Regions from separate parts of the Mus musculus genome. Here regions 2 and 3 are each linked to region 1. A link is a loop called in an ENCODE intact Hi-C map of the cell type or tissue named here. Cell type or tissue: heart. All regions are shown on one strand. Each heading gives the region's core, and the rest is flanking DNA. Links, peaks and the distances in the headings are about the cores only.

Evidence for each region. Peaks named below come from ENCODE experiments on the same cell type or tissue, not always from the same donor. Only the 100,000 strongest peaks of a DNase experiment are listed, where the experiment ranks them.
Region 2: a loop joins it to region 1, with 2.1 times the contacts of the local background. A loop is called at or near these places in 7 of 42 quality-filtered maps.
Region 3: it touches region 1 in a loop (2.1-fold over the local background); 6 of 42 quality-filtered maps call a loop at or near these places.

The regions. Positions count from the first base shown.
Region 1 is chr2:49,449,492-49,455,462 of GRCm38, reverse strand. It overlaps Epc2 (enhancer of polycomb homolog 2), which reads right to left and starts at 3,977. Exons shown (of 14, transcript NM_172663.4): 1 at 3,505-3,977. The coding sequence starts at 3,657. In heart, for the core only: CTCF peaks have their summits at 3,363 and 4,350; DNase peaks (open chromatin) are centred at 2,512, 3,462, 4,012 and 4,342; H3K4me3 peaks cover 2,848 bases; H3K27ac peaks cover 1,923 bases.
Region 2 is chr2:49,514,486-49,520,456 of GRCm38, reverse strand. All of the region lies in intron 3 of Epc2 (enhancer of polycomb homolog 2), which reads right to left. Among named protein-coding and RNA genes, the nearest start is that of Epc2, 66 kb to the right of the region's middle. In heart, for the core only: no CTCF peak of the experiment used is centred there; no DNase peak of the experiment used is centred there.
Region 3 is chr2:49,535,247-49,541,217 of GRCm38, reverse strand. It overlaps Epc2 (enhancer of polycomb homolog 2), which reads right to left. Exons shown (of 14, transcript NM_172663.4): 8 at 5,874-5,963; 9 at 4,494-4,642; 10 at 4,050-4,393. Among named protein-coding and RNA genes, the nearest start is that of Kif5c, 81 kb to the left of the region's middle. In heart, for the core only: no CTCF peak of the experiment used is centred there; no DNase peak of the experiment used is centred there.

The sequences.
Region 1 (5,971 bases), core at 593-5,592:
AAAAACATCCTGAGGCTCGGATAAGGTAGGGAGGGAACTTCAATCAATAAAAGGCCACCTAATGATCAGAACTAGAAAAACTGACTCCAGACCCACACCTGAAAAATCTTTCTTCCAGACTACTCTATCATCCCTGGGCCTAACACACAAAGCCACTGTATAGTTTTCTGCTTTGTTCAACTTAATCTCCACCCCGTTCTTCTTCGATCACTTACCAAACATTTACAGAATTTCTACTATATTTTAAACAGAATTTAAGATAGAAGCATTCAGATAGGAAATGTTAAAAAAAGAAAGTTAAAAAAAGCTTGCATATCCAAAAAAGAAAAAGCTAAAAGAACTAATAAAGTTAGGATAGACCAGCACCATCTCTGCCTGGAGTTTGGATCAGTAGCAGAGGGTTATGAATAAATGATAAGGAATCTGGAAGAACCTTCCTTTTGTCTATTTAACAGTCATAGACCTTGCTTTAAATACCTTACACTCAAATATTGCATCAACATATAATGTACAACCAAGCTTGAAAGCTCAAAATTGGGGTGAGCAAGATGGCAACTGGGTAAAGACACTTGTTCTATAAGCTTTTGATCTGCCTTTGATCCCCAGATCCTACATAAAGGTGGAAAAATAACTGATGCAGCCAGGTGGTGGAGACAGAGGCAGGCGGGTCTCTGTGAGTTCAAGGCCTGCTTGATCTACAAAGCAAGCTCCAGGACAGCCTGGGTCAGGCAGAGAACCCTTCTGAAAACACAAACTAACAAAAAAAGAGAACTGATACAATGAAGCTATCCCTACCCTCAAAGGAGCACCCTGACAAGTGTGCACTAGTTCACACAATGTAACGGTTTAAAAGAAAACTCAAAATTCTCTTTCTGCAGGCAGCCTACTCTATACGTCAGAAAGTTTTCTCTCATCGCAACTACACTGGCATTTTACTTTTTCTGATGTACTCTGATGTCTGCCATGTTACCTTAAGGCCCTAATTTTTGCTAACTTTCCTGATACTGTACATAATCTTTACCTCATTCTAAGCCCCATGAAATCAAGATATATATTTTCTTGAAAAAACTAAGAATACTTCTGCACACTAGCTTTTACATAACTTTGATATCCAATGCATCTCAATAACTAATATCCCACTATCTCATTTATGTAAATAACATAACACTTGTCATGTTTTTACAAAACTATATTCTATCAGAAATCAGGAAAACATCAGTGTCTTGGTTAATTCTGAAAAGATATTTAAGACTCAATATATTTCACTCAAAAATATCAATTAAAACACCAGTGACAGAAATCAAGAAATAGTAATGGGGGAAATTCAAGTCAGACCTGTTTTCTTTGAAAGTAAGATAAAAGGTGTTCTGGGCACAGCTACAATTTCATGGGAAGTGGATGCAGGAAGACAGTGAGTCTAAGACCAGTGTGGCTACAAAGCAGGGTTCTTGTCTTAAAAAACACTGACCATGGATATATGTAGGTTCATGTATGTATGTATATTATATGCATGTGTGAATGCTAAATCATGATTCATGTGCTTGAATGAAGATCTCTCACAGAAATCTGCCCATAGTTATAATAGTTAATTAACACAGGACAAAAAAAATAGTATTTCAGGTGTAGCTATGTTTTAAAAAACAAAACAGCCGGGCGTGGTGGTGCACGCCTTTAATCCCAGCACTCGGGAGGCAGAGGCAGGCGGATTTCTGAGTTCGAGGCCAGCCTGGTCTACAAAGTGAGCTCCAGGGCAGCCAGGGCTACACAGAGAAACCCTGTCTCGAAAAACCAAAAAAAAAAAAAAAAAAAAAACAAAACAAGACAAAACAAAAATATCCTGAGTATCAAAAAAGGCCTATACTTATAACTCACAAAAGTAATTTTAAAAAATTTATATCACATTTATTTAAAATTCTTAGTACAGTATCTTAGATCTAAACAGGAGATAGTATAAACAGTAACTACCACTATACAACATTCAAGAAGAAATGACAGATTGATTAAATGATCATCTGATTTTTCAACTGGCAGACCTTAGGCAAAAGATAGCAAACATAAGGAAGTAAAACGACGTAAAAACACACGTCCGAAGGAAATGGCTAAGAGAAAGACGTGATCAGCAAAGACAGTACCACGCTACCAAACGCAGTTTCTAGATCATCTATCGGAGACTGCCAGAAGGTAGCTCAAAATCAAGTCAATAACCTCATAAGCAAACTTCTCAAACACGATTCGGTACTATCTGAATCTTAGGCATAAAAGCTGAGTTTTAATTTCCTGAAGGTTTAAAAAGAGGTCTTATTTAATATTCTACTGAAAATGTTAAATCAGGTAATCAAACACCAAAAAGAAATGTGATTAAGTCAAAGCACCAACACAGTGAGGTCAGAATTCGAGCAGCCAATCAAATGCTTAAAGGCATTTCCTGCAATATTAATAGTCAAAAGAGAAAGCCAATCACAGAAACCTCCAGCTTTCTTTTGACAGTAACAGAAGCTAGGGAGCCAATCCACACACACCCGTGGTTGACAATAAGGCGGGACTGAAGGTTCATTGAAGAAATTCTTCAGGGTGCAGTTACTATGAACTCCGCACACAAGTAACAACACTCCAGAGTCGTAAACACTGTCAAATCGGAGGAAATTCAGTCTTGGGTATAACTTAACCCCCGGGAAGAAGGAAACAGCATTTTGTCCAAATTTTAACATCTGGTCAAAAACGCAACTGTCAATGCGGACGCTCTGAGCCCTCAAGTTGTAAACAGCCATCCCGCATGCAACTTCCCCGGACGCTCGCTGCACGGGAAGCGCGGGCCTGGAGGCCAGTTTCAAGCATTCGGGCTCCGTCCTAATTCCGCACAACCGAGGAGGGGCCAGCCCGGCAGGCGAAGCCGGCGTGCAGATCAGAGGACTCGCTAACGCAGAGTCCGGACCGGGGGTCGCTGCCCGGCCGCAGGGATGCATCGCCTACTCCCGCGGCACCTCTAGCGGGCAGCGCAAACCATCACCCATCACCCCACTAGCAGGAAGATGCATGTTTTGAAAGAGCTCTACTTTCCCGAGATCGTTTGTTTCAAAGGCAATTTCGTGCACGCACAAATTTTAAAACGCAACGAAAATAGCGCCTTAGCCCAAGGACCCTTTCTCGACCCATTAACCCCGCTCCCGGCGAGATGTCTACGAGGTAAACAGAGGCTGTACGCCAAGTGCGGGCCGGCGCATCCCTGCGCCATTCCCGGCCGCTGCTTACGGCAGGGCCCCCTTACGGCAGCGTAAGCGGCGCCGAGAGCTAATCACAACACTGGGACGCAACAACATGGCGGCCGCGGGCGGGCGCTGCGCCGGCCGACGGGTTTACGCTACTCCGCCGGCGTAGGGTCCGGAGCGCGCAGCGGCAGCGGCGCCCTCCAGCGAGCGTAGAAGCGCTCTGTGAATGGCGAGGCCCGGCTGACAAAGGGGAGGGGGGAGGAGGGAAGGGGGGGGTAATAAACACTCGAGTCCCTACCGATTCCTCCTCCTTCTCCATCCCGGTGGGCATCTGGGGCACGGCCCGGTTGATGGAGACGCAGTCGTTGAGATCAGGCATGTCCTTGCCGCGGTAGATGGGCAGCGGTTTGGCGGCGTCCAGCGCCCGCGCTCGGAAGGAGAGTTTACTCATTGTCTCCCCGCCTTACAGGAACAGCCCGGGCGGCGGCGGCGGGGCGGGCGGGGAGGGGGGGGGAGCACTCCCGCCGCCTCCTCCACCTCCTTCCTCAGTGCAGCGCGGCCGGCCCGCTCCTCCTCCTCCTCCGCAGTGCCCCCGGCCCCAGCATGGGCGCCCACCCCGCCCCAGAACAGCCCCCCGCCGCCCGCGGCCGCTTCCACACTCTAGATCCGCCGCTCGCCCGCCCGATCCGCTCCCTGCGCCATGGCCAACATGGCGGACATTACCACAGCGGCGGCGAGCGATCCCGGCAGCCCGCGCGAGAGCGCGCCCCCGCCTCGGGGACGCGCGTCGCCCTCTCCCTCCCTCCCTCCCTCCCTCCTTCCTTTCCCTCCCCTGCCTGCCCACCCACTCTCTCCGCGGCGAGGCGCGGCCAGCCCAGCCGGCGAGAGCGAGCCGAGTCCCGGTGGCCCTCCTCGGCGGGACGCTCGGCACGCAGGCGGGGCGGCAGGTGCCAGGTGCGCTCGGTCCCCGGCTCCGGAGCGGGCGCCTCGGTGCCTCCGCCGCCGACTCGCTCCGCGCGGGGCTCCCTCGGGAAGGCTCAGTGCCTAGGACCGCTCGCCTCGGGGGGACAGGAGGCCTCCGCCCCCGGGCCACCGGCCGCCCCTCGAGTCTGCACTTGGACAGCTCTGCTCGCCCCGGCGCCTGCTGGCTGGTTTCGCGCCTCGGGTTTGCGCATCCCCGGGGAGGTCCGACAAGTCCGCTGCGTCTGCCCACGCCGAGAGGCACAGCCCTGCTGCGTCTCGCGCCCTGAGAACTTGGGCAGTCCCTGTCCAGAGGAGCTCTCCAGAGTTAGGCACCGCCGAGAGGATGCTCGGGTAGACAGGAGGGTCAGTAGTTGGAGACTGCTACTTGAAATAGTTGCTGGACGCGGCAACAAGCGGACTTGCACCTGTCATCCAAACTTTCTTAGTTTGATGGTTGGCATTTCTTGAAATCTCTAACCAAAGTATGTGAAAACACTGGTTACAGTGACGACTCAAAAAGAGTTTAATAAAGTTCCGGACTCCAATTAGTTTGCGTGTTACTGTGTTACAACTAAACTGCTGGATAATTAGTAACAAGAGTCGTAACTACTTGAAAGGGCAGCTGCAAAGATGATGGGCCAAAAAAAAAAAAAAAAAAAAAGTAAATTCTTGAAGAAAATGATACAGACCACACAAAAGAGTGATGGAAAGTTAATTACCACATGACATCTATAGTCAGTTGCTGTGACAGGTCAAAGAAATTAGACATAGTTTTGGCCAGAAGTGGTTTGCAAAAGCTCTGCAAAAAGGAATCAAATTGACTCAATTAAATACTAGTCACTATTGATACAAACCTTTGTTGCAGTTTCTTAGTCTTTAAGCAGTACATGTTTCTAAGCAAATTGCCTCACTGTGCAACAGTTTTACCATTTTCTAATCATTGAAAAATACCCTACCTAGCTCATAAAAGGGTAGATGGTTTGCTAAAGTCCAACAATAAAAACGGGTTTCTTTGTCATGTCTTAATATAGCAAAACCATCTATCTCTCTTCATTGCCACCCATTATTTTTCTCTATTTTCTTCTCTCCCTGCTTTTTTTTCCCTCCCTCTCCCCCCCTCCCCCTTGTCTCCAGCTTTTCCTTTGAAAGCTGAATGGTGAATATTGACTTCCTGGTAACACAAAATAATCTAACCAGTCTGTCCGGGGACACTTTGGGATGTTATTCAGTGGCTTTGTTTTATGTCCACTTGTTACTGGTAACAATGCAAACAGACTGTGGCTCAATTCTTGTAAGCAACACCTTTCACATGGTTGTGAGCCTGTGCTGTTGTGAGTGTTACCCTCTGGCGTAGTTCCAATCCTTTGTAAGGAAGAACAAGAAGTTCTCAGAAGGGGGGCTGGGGGGGTCATTATTGAGTACTAGTCTGAAAATCAGGGGGAACAGTGTTTGAAAAAATGAGTCATTGGGGCCTTTTATCTGGATTCTCACCCCTTCTCAGGCTCAGAGACGGTAGCTTCTTTCCAGTCTCTCTGCCTAATGTTACACTCAGAAAAAGAAGTGTGGACATTGTGTGTGTGGGGGGGGGGGTATAGTCCCAAGTAGTTGAAATCCACTCAATTCTTATAGCTATATACTTCTACATAGGGAGAAATGCTGTGATTTTTGCTAAAAAGGAAACAGACTCAGACCTATAATTTGTCAAGTTCCAATACCAGGGAACAGCAGACCTGGATTAACTCTGGATCTATCCTAACTCCAAAACACTTGTTCTCCTAGCTGCACACTTTAGTATCCAAGCT
Region 2 (5,971 bases), core at 655-5,654, 65 kb before region 1:
AGGGAGGAGAACAAGGGCTCTTTTCCAGTCAGCAGAGCAAAGGTGAGATTCCTAACCCACACCACACTGTGAAAGCATCCTATGCTCCTGCATGTGCTGGAAGACTAAATCACCGGTTTACCTCTCTTTTTCTCATGTTCTTTGTTCCAGCTTCTAATTTCTTTTTACCTTTTAAAATATTCGACATTACAATAATTTATTATACAATTTATGGTTAAACATTCTGACATTTTAAAGTTTCAATTATAGTTTCCAAACATGTATAAAATGACAACCAATGATACTTCTGTATTTGTCTGTTTGTTCACACATGCAGGGATTGCTCTTCTGTAGTCCTGGTTCACAGCTCTGCCTCGGCCTACTCACTGCTGGGATTACAGCTAGGCAGGACAGTGCTAGGCCTTATCTACCACTCTGTACTAAGTTTTAAAAAAAACCTGTCACTCAACATGCATTTCACTTACTGAAAAGCAGTGGAAGCCAGTAGTGAACTGGTCTGAAAATTTCTGTAGCAAATTTGTTACTTCTGAAAAAGCTCTGGGCTCACTGGTTATCTGGGAATGACAGGCAGGGAGAATACTCCTTACCAATGGGCTTCTCTTGAAGACTATTACAAGTTGTGTGGTTCTAAGGGCCATTTATTTTGCTGACAGACAAAACTCAAGGCCTTGCAATTTCAATATATATTGAATAAACAAATGAATTATTAAAAAATTAAAGATTTAAAAAATATCAATTAAGCAAAAAGAAAGTATCAGCTCCATTAGTTTACAGATTGAGGAGAAAGAGCAAATAAACTAAGATAAATTCTTTGGCTAAACACACTGACAAAGTGGACACCAAGACAAATAACACTGAAAGGGAATGTGGGGACTTCCAGCCAGAGTACTGCTGTAGTCAGACACAGTGGAGCACGGAGGCGCTTCATCTAGTGAAGTCTGCATCTGTGAGGGCAACTGCTTATAGGCCCTCTTTGTCTTACCTCTCTTCTTTCAAATCTAGTGGTTTCCAAATAACTAATCATTCACATTAAATTTAAAGTGTTAAATGATACCTTTTCATTTTCTGCTCTCTAAGAATGAATAACTGCATTCAGTTTAAAATTGACATAGTGTCTAGTGTCATGATTTTTATATAGATAACATGAAAAACATTTTTACTTATTAAATCACTTGTAATTTTTAGCTCCACACAATTATAAAAAGCCAATGTGAGGAAAAATATCATCATTTAATTAAGTAGAAATATACACTGTAACACATTGAGTATTCTACATGTATTAAGTTGAGGAAAAAGCATTATTTTTTCAGGTCTTCAAACTATGGTAATGAAGCTTTGACAGAATCCCAGTCTCAGAGACAGGGTCGTCAAGAAAGCACTGTAACATCAGCCTTGTACTATTTTTCAAAGGACATGTGTCCAAATTAAAAGAGTTCTATTTCAATTTGAAGCCTATTAATACCACAGCTAAATAACACAATACTTTCCTTCTTCATAAAGAACCAAAGCTAACCCATTAAAATTCGTATCCCTTCCAGGTGTAGTGAGAAACACTTGCAACCTCAACAGTTGGGAGGTAGAGGCATGGAAATTAGGAGCTTCAGGCTAGGCTGATCTACATGAGACCCTGACTCAAAACAAGCAAAACAAAAATCAACTAGCCAAGCAAGCAAACAAACAAATTGGACTATTCCACTTATCTGCTGCTCATTTGAGTTAACTACTTAAGAAAAATCCTTGTAATCCATTCTTTCATTCAAAACTTTCACTACAGTTTCATTTAGGAACTGTTTTCTAGCCACACACTGATAAGATTGCTGATGTGCTGAAACCGCAGCAATGTGTAAGAAACACTCTGGTTTTCCAGCAACACAAAGTTAAAACAAATCTTTAAAACACTTTGAGCTGTAATGGAAAACATAAACAAACACTAAATTTGAGAGAGTTGCTTTAAAAGTTAGATTACTTGGGGGCTGGAGCAATGGCTCTGCAGTTAGCATGAGCTGACTGACATGTGGCTCACAACCCCCCTAACTCCAGTTCCAGGTGATCCAACATCCTCTTTCTATCTCTGCAGGCACCTGGCATGGACATGGTTTGCAAACATGCAAGCAAAAATAGTCTTGTTCATTCAATTTAAAAAATCTAGAAAAATTTTAAATTAGATTGTTTTTCATCGACTTAATAACATACATGTACTAAAACATATCACAGCATTCAGTGTGACTATTTAAAAGCTGTACATTTTGACAGCCGTAATGAAGACTAGAATACAAAATGGCCCTTTATCAATATTATTTCTCTTGAAAAAGAACTATTTAACTATCAGGATGCCCAGAAAGACCCCAAAGTTCTAGCTCCCCTTCTATTTCTAACCTCATAGATTCTGGCAGGAACCTAGTGCCAGAAAAATAGGACGGCTGACCCTGGCGAGGAGACGGCGCAGGGCAGAAGCGAGTGTGGCTGCTTTTTCACTACGTCACATGTGGCTGTGGAGATGGTGGACGTGGAGCAAGTGTGAAGTTTAGTGAAGAATCATCCCACTGGCATTTAGACTGCTGCTTACTAAAACCACGGTATTAGGAATGCAGGCTTGGCCTTTTAGGCAAAGGGAACAGTGAAGAGCTATAAGAAGAACAGGGCTGTGGATGATTATGAGTACAAGACTGGACAGTCAAATGAAAGATGTCCTTAAGAAAGAAAGGGAGAGCTGTAGAATTGACAAGGGGTCTGAAGACGATGAATCTGAAAATTCTGCTGCCCTGTCAGAGATGTTCTAGAGAAACACTGCGTGGAGCTCAGCAGGTGGACACAGCGTTTGAGGACCAGCAGGAGGCTACTGGTAACTTAAGTTATACAAGCGTAAGTAAGGGCTGAGGTCAGAACATCAAATGAGTATTAACACATGAGGAAAAGGGCAATGGAAAAAGAGGAAAAAGAAAATCATCTAATGTGGGCAACATCATCTAACACAGGGAGACTGAGATGAACATGGGTTGAAAGAGGTTCTCAGGTGGCAATCTGGGGGCAAGTAAGACCGTGGGAGTATCCAACTTAGTCGGTTATGAGTAAAAGCCTATGGGAAATGTAGGAGGCAGCAAGTTATTTCTTATCTTTTAAAAATTTTCAAAAGGGAGAGACAAGATGGTGGTTTGTTGAGAAAGATGAGATGAAAAGAAAGGATTCTCTTGGGAACAAAGACCCTTGGACACTTCTTTGAGAAGACAAAAACTTAAGAAATGTGATGAGAGATAAGTAAAACTGAAATACTGAAGAAGTATGTAGTTACACGTGCAAATCAGGAAGGATTGGAAATCTGCCTTTGTGAGAAGATAAAAGGAGGTATTAAGTAGGAAGGGAGGAAAATTTCACAGTTTATGGGTGATGGGTGTCTGTTTTCCCCACATATTATTAGAATCACTCTGTTCAGGGCAGGGATGCTGGAAGGCAAGAAGTAGTCTTTTATGGGAATGTGTGCTAGGTGAAAATCAGTGTTAATAAATACATCATCTATGTGAAAAAAGAGAGAAGAGAAAACTTCTGTTTTAGAAAGTGTTTTATTAAGGTATTTATACTGAAAGGAAAATCAGTGAAAGAGAACGCAACTTATGGTAGCTTGTGGCAAACAAATAACTCAAAACCAAAAACCAAAGCAAAAAAAAAAAAAAAAAAAAAAAAAAAATCAAAGCCCTACAACAAAACACCAAAAACCATTTTCACTTAGAAAAGACTGCAAATGTACAAAGAAGCTTGCAAGTATAAACTGTTTCAAAGAACACCTGTGTCTTTTTAACCTAGACTCAATCACTGCTATTTTTAATACTTTTATCCAAACTATCACCCATGTTCAATTTTGTTGAGTGATTAAGAAAATGATCCCACCACTTTCCTCTTTCCAGTATGAAGTAAAATCTAAGTTCAGGCATGGGAAATAGCTGTCATGACTGAAAAGATTAAAAAAAAAAAGGAGAGAGATGAGTTTGTATAATCTCTGCAAAGACATGTTAGGACCATCCAGGATGAAAGGGCAATTCGTCTTGGAAGGGTGTCAAGCTTGAGGGGTCTTAGTGGAGATGCAAAGAGGTTAGTTATATCAGAAAAGGGGGAAAGTCCTGAAGCACCATAGAGGTCATAGGCACAGAGGTCCATGGCTTATTCTATCCATTAGAGCCAGCGGTGAGGTAAGAACACTAGAATGGAATCCCACCAAGTCTCCAGCTGTACTGCCAGCGCTCAAGAGGCCTGAGGCCAACTCCACAGCCTGAGAGATGAGGCCAGGCCTTGCCTCAAAGAAATAAAAACAAACAAGGAAACAGAAGCAGCTCAGGGAAACAAAACCAGAGGGACAAAACTGTTTAAGAACACCAGAGACAGTTTTAAGATACAGAGGACAGCCAGCTCAGCAGCAGTGGAATTTTTAGAATATACAAGGAAGGGCCCTGGGATCAATGTCCAGCACTACAGACGGAGAAGGATAGGAAAATACAGAAATAAGCCATAGATGATAGACTGAAACTAATCACAGCATTTGGTGACAGTTTTCAAAAACGATTTCATTGCTAGGATCTCCACAACAGGAGCAAAAATCTTGCCTATCTTTTAAAGTTTTTATTCCACCAACCTAATAAACTCAACCTTTGCCCTGTGAGGCTATGCCAGCTCCCAAAAGGAAAAACAAGAGATCCATGAATTAACAGAGCAGGGAGTTAGGAGGGCAGATGGCTCTTTGGGGTCTGGAAATTCTTAGTTCTGGTAACAGGATCTTATCACAGTCCTTTGATAACACTGCTGCCATTGCTTCTCTGCTTTTAAGTAGGTGCTATCAAGTACTCTGCTCAGCGACAACTTTGAAGGCCCAGAATCTCATTCCTAAGCAAAGAGAAAATGAGATGGCACTGAGCAGCTGTGCACAGTGAACTGCCAGGTGTGTGTGCCTTGTTTATCCTGTTCCTACTTGAATAAGCTGTCATCTGTCTCATTCAGTGTTATCAACTATTTGTTTGCCTAGACACTAAGAAAGTAAGGCACTAAACAAAATAGAAGACTTTTGATGTAGGATCTCAGCCATACCAAGTGAATTTCTAAGCCATTACAGAAAATAGAATAAATTCCAAAAGATTAGCTCAGCCTAAATTTGCTGGGAACATCTGTATGTAAAAGGACCCCAGAAACTATTTGATAGCTGTGGATATAAACTGATCTAATGAATCCTGATGTGATAATGAAGAAAAAAGAATAAAAAAGATATAAAAAAAGATATCTAAAATATTAGTAGGTTTAATACTTTAAAACATGGGTTATGTGTCCCAGGCTGATCTTAAATTTGCCATGCTGCCAACTGATGAATCTGTAATTCTTCCGACTGCCTCTGGAGAGCTGGGATGACAGGCACACGCCACCACACCTGGTTGCATGACTGTGCTAGGGATCCAATTCCAGGCTTGGTAAGTACTTTCTTAACTGAGTTTTAGCCTCAGCCCCAAAGTGTGCTTCTTTTGATAGAACACTGGGCATTACTTCCTATCAAGACAAAGGGAGGACAGCTACCTACCTACAGTATAGCTAAGTAATTTTCCAATGGAAAGGCTTTGAAAATGTTCTGAAGAGCTACTAATGTTGAAGAACCAGCGGTTCTCAGCCTTCCTAATTGTGCCCCTTTAATACAGTTCACCAACCATAAAATCATCTTTGTTGGTCGTTCATAACTGTAATTTTGCTGTTATGAGTTATAATGTTAAATATCTGATATGTGATGATCCCAAAGGATCACAACCAACAGGTTGTGAACCATGAACTTAGAAATTTAAAGAATTTAAGTTGTAGAGGAAATTGATTTTTTTAAACTGGTAAAAAAACAAATTAAGGCTCTATTGTATATTTTATTTGTAATTTTGTTATATCCCTAAGTACCTTATGAGTAATTAGCACATTAATATACCACACAGGTACACCAAAGTAATTTTTTAAAGTT
Region 3 (5,971 bases), core at 655-5,654, 86 kb before region 1:
ATGCTACAGTATTTTAATATCTTAGCTTAGGTCTGAATTTTTTTTTTCTTACCTTCAGAGGAGGCCATAATCTTCCCAAGTAAGTTCAACCTCATGAGTATTTACATTAGTTGTTTCACTTCCTAATACTTTTTACCCTTGCAAACATTCCATGGCAATTTAAGAATGGGAAAAGAAACTAAATAAATGAAAACTCAGGAATTCTTCCTGGAATACTATATAAACTGTTAATGATTGTAAGGTATCTGGAGATGCTCAAAAAGGGTATTGGTATCTATCAAAGCATGCATTAAAAAAAACTATATCATGTTAACTTGATAAAACCACGTTGAACAAAAATCTGTCCCTTCAAGTTTGAATCAGTAAAGCTGTTTTACATATGAAACATGTTTTCTTGAATTTTATACTAAAGAAAAAAATTTTAAAAATTGACAGTACCAGTTTCAAATGACTATTGACTCTAGTACCCTTTACTTCTATAAAGAATGGAATGTTACCATGTGCTGTCAGATTCTTGAAGATATCGTTTTTTCCTCGACTTTTCAATCATTAAACATAGTGCTTTGTATATAAAACAGTGTAAATAATTTTATATGAAATAATTTTTCTGTTTATTCACTCAATACAGCCTCTTTCCTTTCTCAGTTCAGTTGAGTTTTTAAATTAAGAATACCTTTACGTAGTAATTGGCAATGTTTCTCATTTCATTTAAAATATGTTTTCTGTCTTGGTCTTTCTGATATTTAGGGCACACATTTAAATTTTCTTTGAAGCATATCAAAAATGATAAATGTAAGTTAGGTATGATGGGATACATATGTAATCCTAGCTCTTGAGAGGCTGATGCAGGAAGATCATTAAGTTTGAGGCCAGACTGGGCTACATGGAGATCCTATCTCTAGATAATCAATACATTAAATGAAACACTTTTAACACAGAGATTTTGACTTTAAAAAGTTAACCATGTTTACTAACAACAGGAACATAAAAAGACTCTAGGCCACTTGCCTTTGAGTATGCACGGGATAGACCCTTCTTACCTGCTTTTCTTAAGAACTAAGAACATGCTGCAGAAACAAAAACTACTGCTAAGTACATGGGATTTCATTTCTGCTTAAATTCTTCATTTATTGGGATTTCCCAGCAGGGAAAGAAAACAGGTAAAATTATATGCCTGTCCTATTAGTTTTAAAAAATGCACAGCTTTTGAGACCAAAGTTCACCCACATGAGTAAATGACAAAATTATTAGGCACAGAAGGGAACCCACGTGGGTATTTACTCAACTGCACTGGGAAGTCCCTTTCAGTTATCTAGCTGTTGCCTACAACAGCTCACTAGATACCTACATTCCCATGTCTGCCACTCTCACTTCTAAAGTAGTGCAAAGACCCAAACCTAGGACCTGTCCAGCCTAGGCAAGCTCTACCACTGAATGAACATGAACTTCTCCAATCACCAAGCCCAATACGTTAAACATGTATTAAAACAAAAACTCTCATCATCTCAAGGACAAGAAGACCTCAGGCAGTCTAGAAGTAAATAAACTCTTTGTTTTACTAACATATAAATAAGAAAAGCTGATTTAAAAAGACTGAATTCTAGGGCTGGGGAGATGGTAGAGTTGGTAAAGTGCTTGCTGTATAACAACTGCAACCTTAGGCACTCATGCTGAAAGTAGGGTGAAGCAGAAAGCACATGTAATCCCAGTACCACAAAGACAGAGGGAGGCACATTTCTGGAACTCACTGGCTGGTCAGCTCAGAAAAACCTCCTGTTTCTGCAAAGCATCAGATAACCAACATTGATCTCTGGCCTCCATACATGCATACACACATAACCAGATGGGCACACATACTAACACACACATATCACATATAAACACACACAGGATGACTTCTAATGTACCTTCGTTATTACTTAAATTCAAACGTTTTTGTGTATGCATGTTCCCTTGAGTGTGTACAAGTACATGGGCATATGTGCAGACCAGAGAACAACCTTAGGTGTAATTCTTCAGGTACTATCCACCCTTAAAAAAAAAAAAGACCTTGCTTGGAACTTAGCAAGGAGGCTCAACTGGCTGTCAGAGAGCTCCAGAGATGTGCCAGTCTCCACCCTCTTAGTGCTGGGATTACATGAATATACTACCATGCTTGGCTTTGTAAGTGTGTCTGTACATTCTAGAGCTCAAACAGAGGTGGAAAGGAATGGTATTATATATTGAAAAATACAAGAAAAATGGCAGATGGCATGTACACTTATGGTAATTTAAATGCTTTTTTCATGATGATACACGGATAATGTGCCTCAATATGATAGCTGATTGTTAGGAAAGTTTCAGTTATATTAAGTTATAATTTTGGATCAGTATATATTCAGAATTGATACAGCAACAGAAAACATATATTATCTTGAAAACATTTATGTCAAATCCAGAGTTCATTTAGGACATACGGTTGAAATCTGTAAATACTCAAATTGAGAATCCATTCAAATCATTTTAAACATGCTGTATGTTGGTAGAGTTAAAAAGCCAACATATAGTCAAACACAATTATCAACACCTATATTGGATATGTTTTGAATTTCCTTTTTGAACAGTGGTACAGAAATTTCTATTCATATAATTTTGAATAATCTTGGGAATTGGCTGGAAAAACGCAATACTATTTAACTTCCTGTAAAAACAGATTTCTAGAAACTCAAAAGATCTCAAATTATATGAGATATCTTTATCCATTTCAGATTAACAGGCTCATTAAGCTTCACCAACTCACAAAGTACAAGAATGGGGCATCATTTTCTTAAAGTTCAGCTAGGAGAAAAGGAGCCAACATATTTGGAGCAAACCAGTAAATAACATTCAGACAGGGGAGGATCTCCTGGGTCCCTGCACTACTCGGGGGAGCTAATGGCAACCTAGGGCTGCTGGTGGAGAGGAAGTCAGCCATCTTCTTCAGTCATGTAGCTACTGGTGAGTCATTCATACTCCAGTGAATAGATTCACTCCCACGTCCACAGTAAAGGCCATGATTAAACAAAAGCACAACAAAACAAAAAGGTAAGAAAATGGAACAGGGACTTGATAGGTGGGAGAGGGTCTTTGAAAGGGCAGGGAAGAAATAAGAAAGAGGAGAGGAGTATATGTCACCAGAATATACCATTTATGTTCATGGAACTGTTGAATAAGTTGTTTTAAAAATGAAATAAGAGGTTTTATTTAATACATTTCCACTGGCTACCATGCATAATTGTAGTGTATATATTATAAACATATCTATAAATTATATAAACTTGTAAACATGTAATTAGATTATCAACAGAATAAAACACATCAAAATTATATTTTGGAATACCTAGATATTCAAATTATTCTTAATGTATATACCATAAAAACACTAAATTATTTGAGCACAAACTCATTACATACATACATACGTACATACATACATACATAGGGAGGCAGGGCCTCAAAAGTAGCAGTGTAGTCAAGGATGACCCTGAACTCCTGATTTTCCTGTCTGTACCTTCCAAAGGTTGAGATTATAAACACATGTTAATATATCTAGCACAGTATCCCTTAAAATGAAAAAGATATTTCTGATCTCAATTAGAAAGGAAAGCATGCTGACGAAAATCACTATTCAATAGCATCCTTAAAAAAAATTTTTTTTTTCTAGAAAGGCTTTCAAGAGAACTCTCAAAGAGCAATGCTTACATTCCATCCAAGTCAATGAACACTTTTTTAACATAATAAATAGCATTGTAGAACAATGATCAGGAGGCAGCCAGTAAGCAGTAAACTCACAGGGAACACTGGGCTCAGCCCACACGCTTGCCACACCACTCACACGCAAAATTCGAGTCATTTATAGTAGGGTGCTGTCTCTTAGGCTGAGAACTGAACTGAACTACAATTTATCTTCCAAATAGAAGTAGGAAAGTAGGTCTCCAAAATGTATTCTGAGTTCACTTATTAGGTAATGGACACGAAGGAGAAAAGAGCAGCAGCAGCAGCAGCGATCTGACAGACCTTTAAATGCTTACCTGATATGCCGTTCTTGCTGGTGTTCAATAAAGCTACGGATGCTGCAGAAACTCTTTTACTGCTCACAGTCTGCCCTGGTTTTCTTGAGGTACATTCTTCACTATCAATGTCCTGTACATTTAGTAGCCTTGGCTGGAAACACTGTAGTCGACATGATCTGATATTGCTTAATATTTCAGAAAGAGACAGTCTATTTTCACAAGGTTTACTGGAAGCATTGGTCCGAGAGAAATTAGAAGAAAAGTCTATAGTTTGGGAAGAGCTTGAAAACCCGTTCAGCATCTCAGGGTCTATCTGTTTCAGGACGGGGTCATGTTCTGTGGATATTCGGTCCATTATGACCCTGTAAAGCAATATAAGACATACATGTGTATATCATATATAACTGTTTCTCTATTGATTGCCTTTCAGCTAGACAATGCTACAAGGTCAAAGCAGCTTACCTGCCACCTCTGCCAATTCGCCTCCTTGCAAATCCTATACATCTTCTTGGAACTGTAAGTGTCGTAAGACAATGCTTATACCTCAACTTATCCAAGTCTGCCAACTCTGAATTTTCACACATATGGTTATTAGCTTGGTCCAAACGCGGCTGCAAAGAAAGAGAAAAAAGATAACTCAGAGTAATTCTGAAATGAAGAAAAGTTAAATCATGATAAAAATAAAATGACTGCAAATTGTATTAGAACAATTAAAATTTAGATGAAAAACTGTAAAACTGAGGCTAAAATGTATTAATCCAGTTAAAATTTAAAAAATTAAAATCAAAAGCTAATCAAATTAGATAAAGTTTCCTTATCCAAATTACCCACTCTAAATTACATACACTTAGTATGTATTTAAAAGATACCTTTAAAGAATATGTTTTAGGTTTCTTTATATAGAGAGCGATAAAATTATTAATTTATAGCTTTTCTACATGATAAACTAGAATGACTTTTTTTAGGGGGTGCTAAAGGCAACTAAAAATTTAGTGGAAGCATATGTACAGGCTGAGCTTAAGTGTTCTTTGCTTTTAAGAAACGTAGAGCTTGTTTCTTGGCCTTTTTATTACATGTATCATCCTGTTTTTCTGTCTCAGCACTTTGTCCCCCTTGGATAGGAGTTTTCTCACCTTCTATCAGCATAACTTGAAAACAAATCCCTATCCTTCCTAAACCAAGTCTGCCCTCAAAAAAGCTGTCTATCTGTGCATAACATAATGCAGTCAAACGGTTTGCATAAACCATGCTAACAGGGCAAAACTACCTTTTCTACTCTATAGTTATATACCTGACAGAAAACTTTAGCACTGTGACGCCAAGGCCATTCTCTAAACACTGCACCCAAAATGGGACATTAATAACAAAAAGAGATTCCTAATGTATCTGAAATTTATGGATGAAATTATCAGACAACTTTGCCATAAACTATAAAAATATACTTATTGGGTCTCTCTCTCCCTCTCTCTTTCTCTCTTCTCTCTCTCTCTCTCTCTCTCTCTCTCTCTCTCACACACACACTTCAGTGAATATCCAGAAGTCACCAAAAGTTCTAAAGCCAACTTAAACATGTGCAATTAATTTTCACAACTGCTAAAGCTGTAATTAAAGCTCCAAATGAAGTAATTTTGAAAATAGGAGTTGTCTAAGTAATGAATTCTAATATTCTGTGAAAGAATTTGGCATCTTTCATCTTCTTCTGCTGGTATTCACATGCCACAGGAGGCATTAAATAAGGAATATTGATGCACTTCCCACTTTTAGACTGAGCCTACGTTACCTTGACATGAATGATCTGTTAATTCCAGCTCACAAAAATATGACAAAAAACAAAGTTCTTACAGCGTAATACTGGCATCCTGCCCGTCTTCTGAAAGCACAGGAACCGTCAGGGTCATTCTCCTCCTCAGCCTCTGAAGCTGGAGACAGCACCTGGGTAA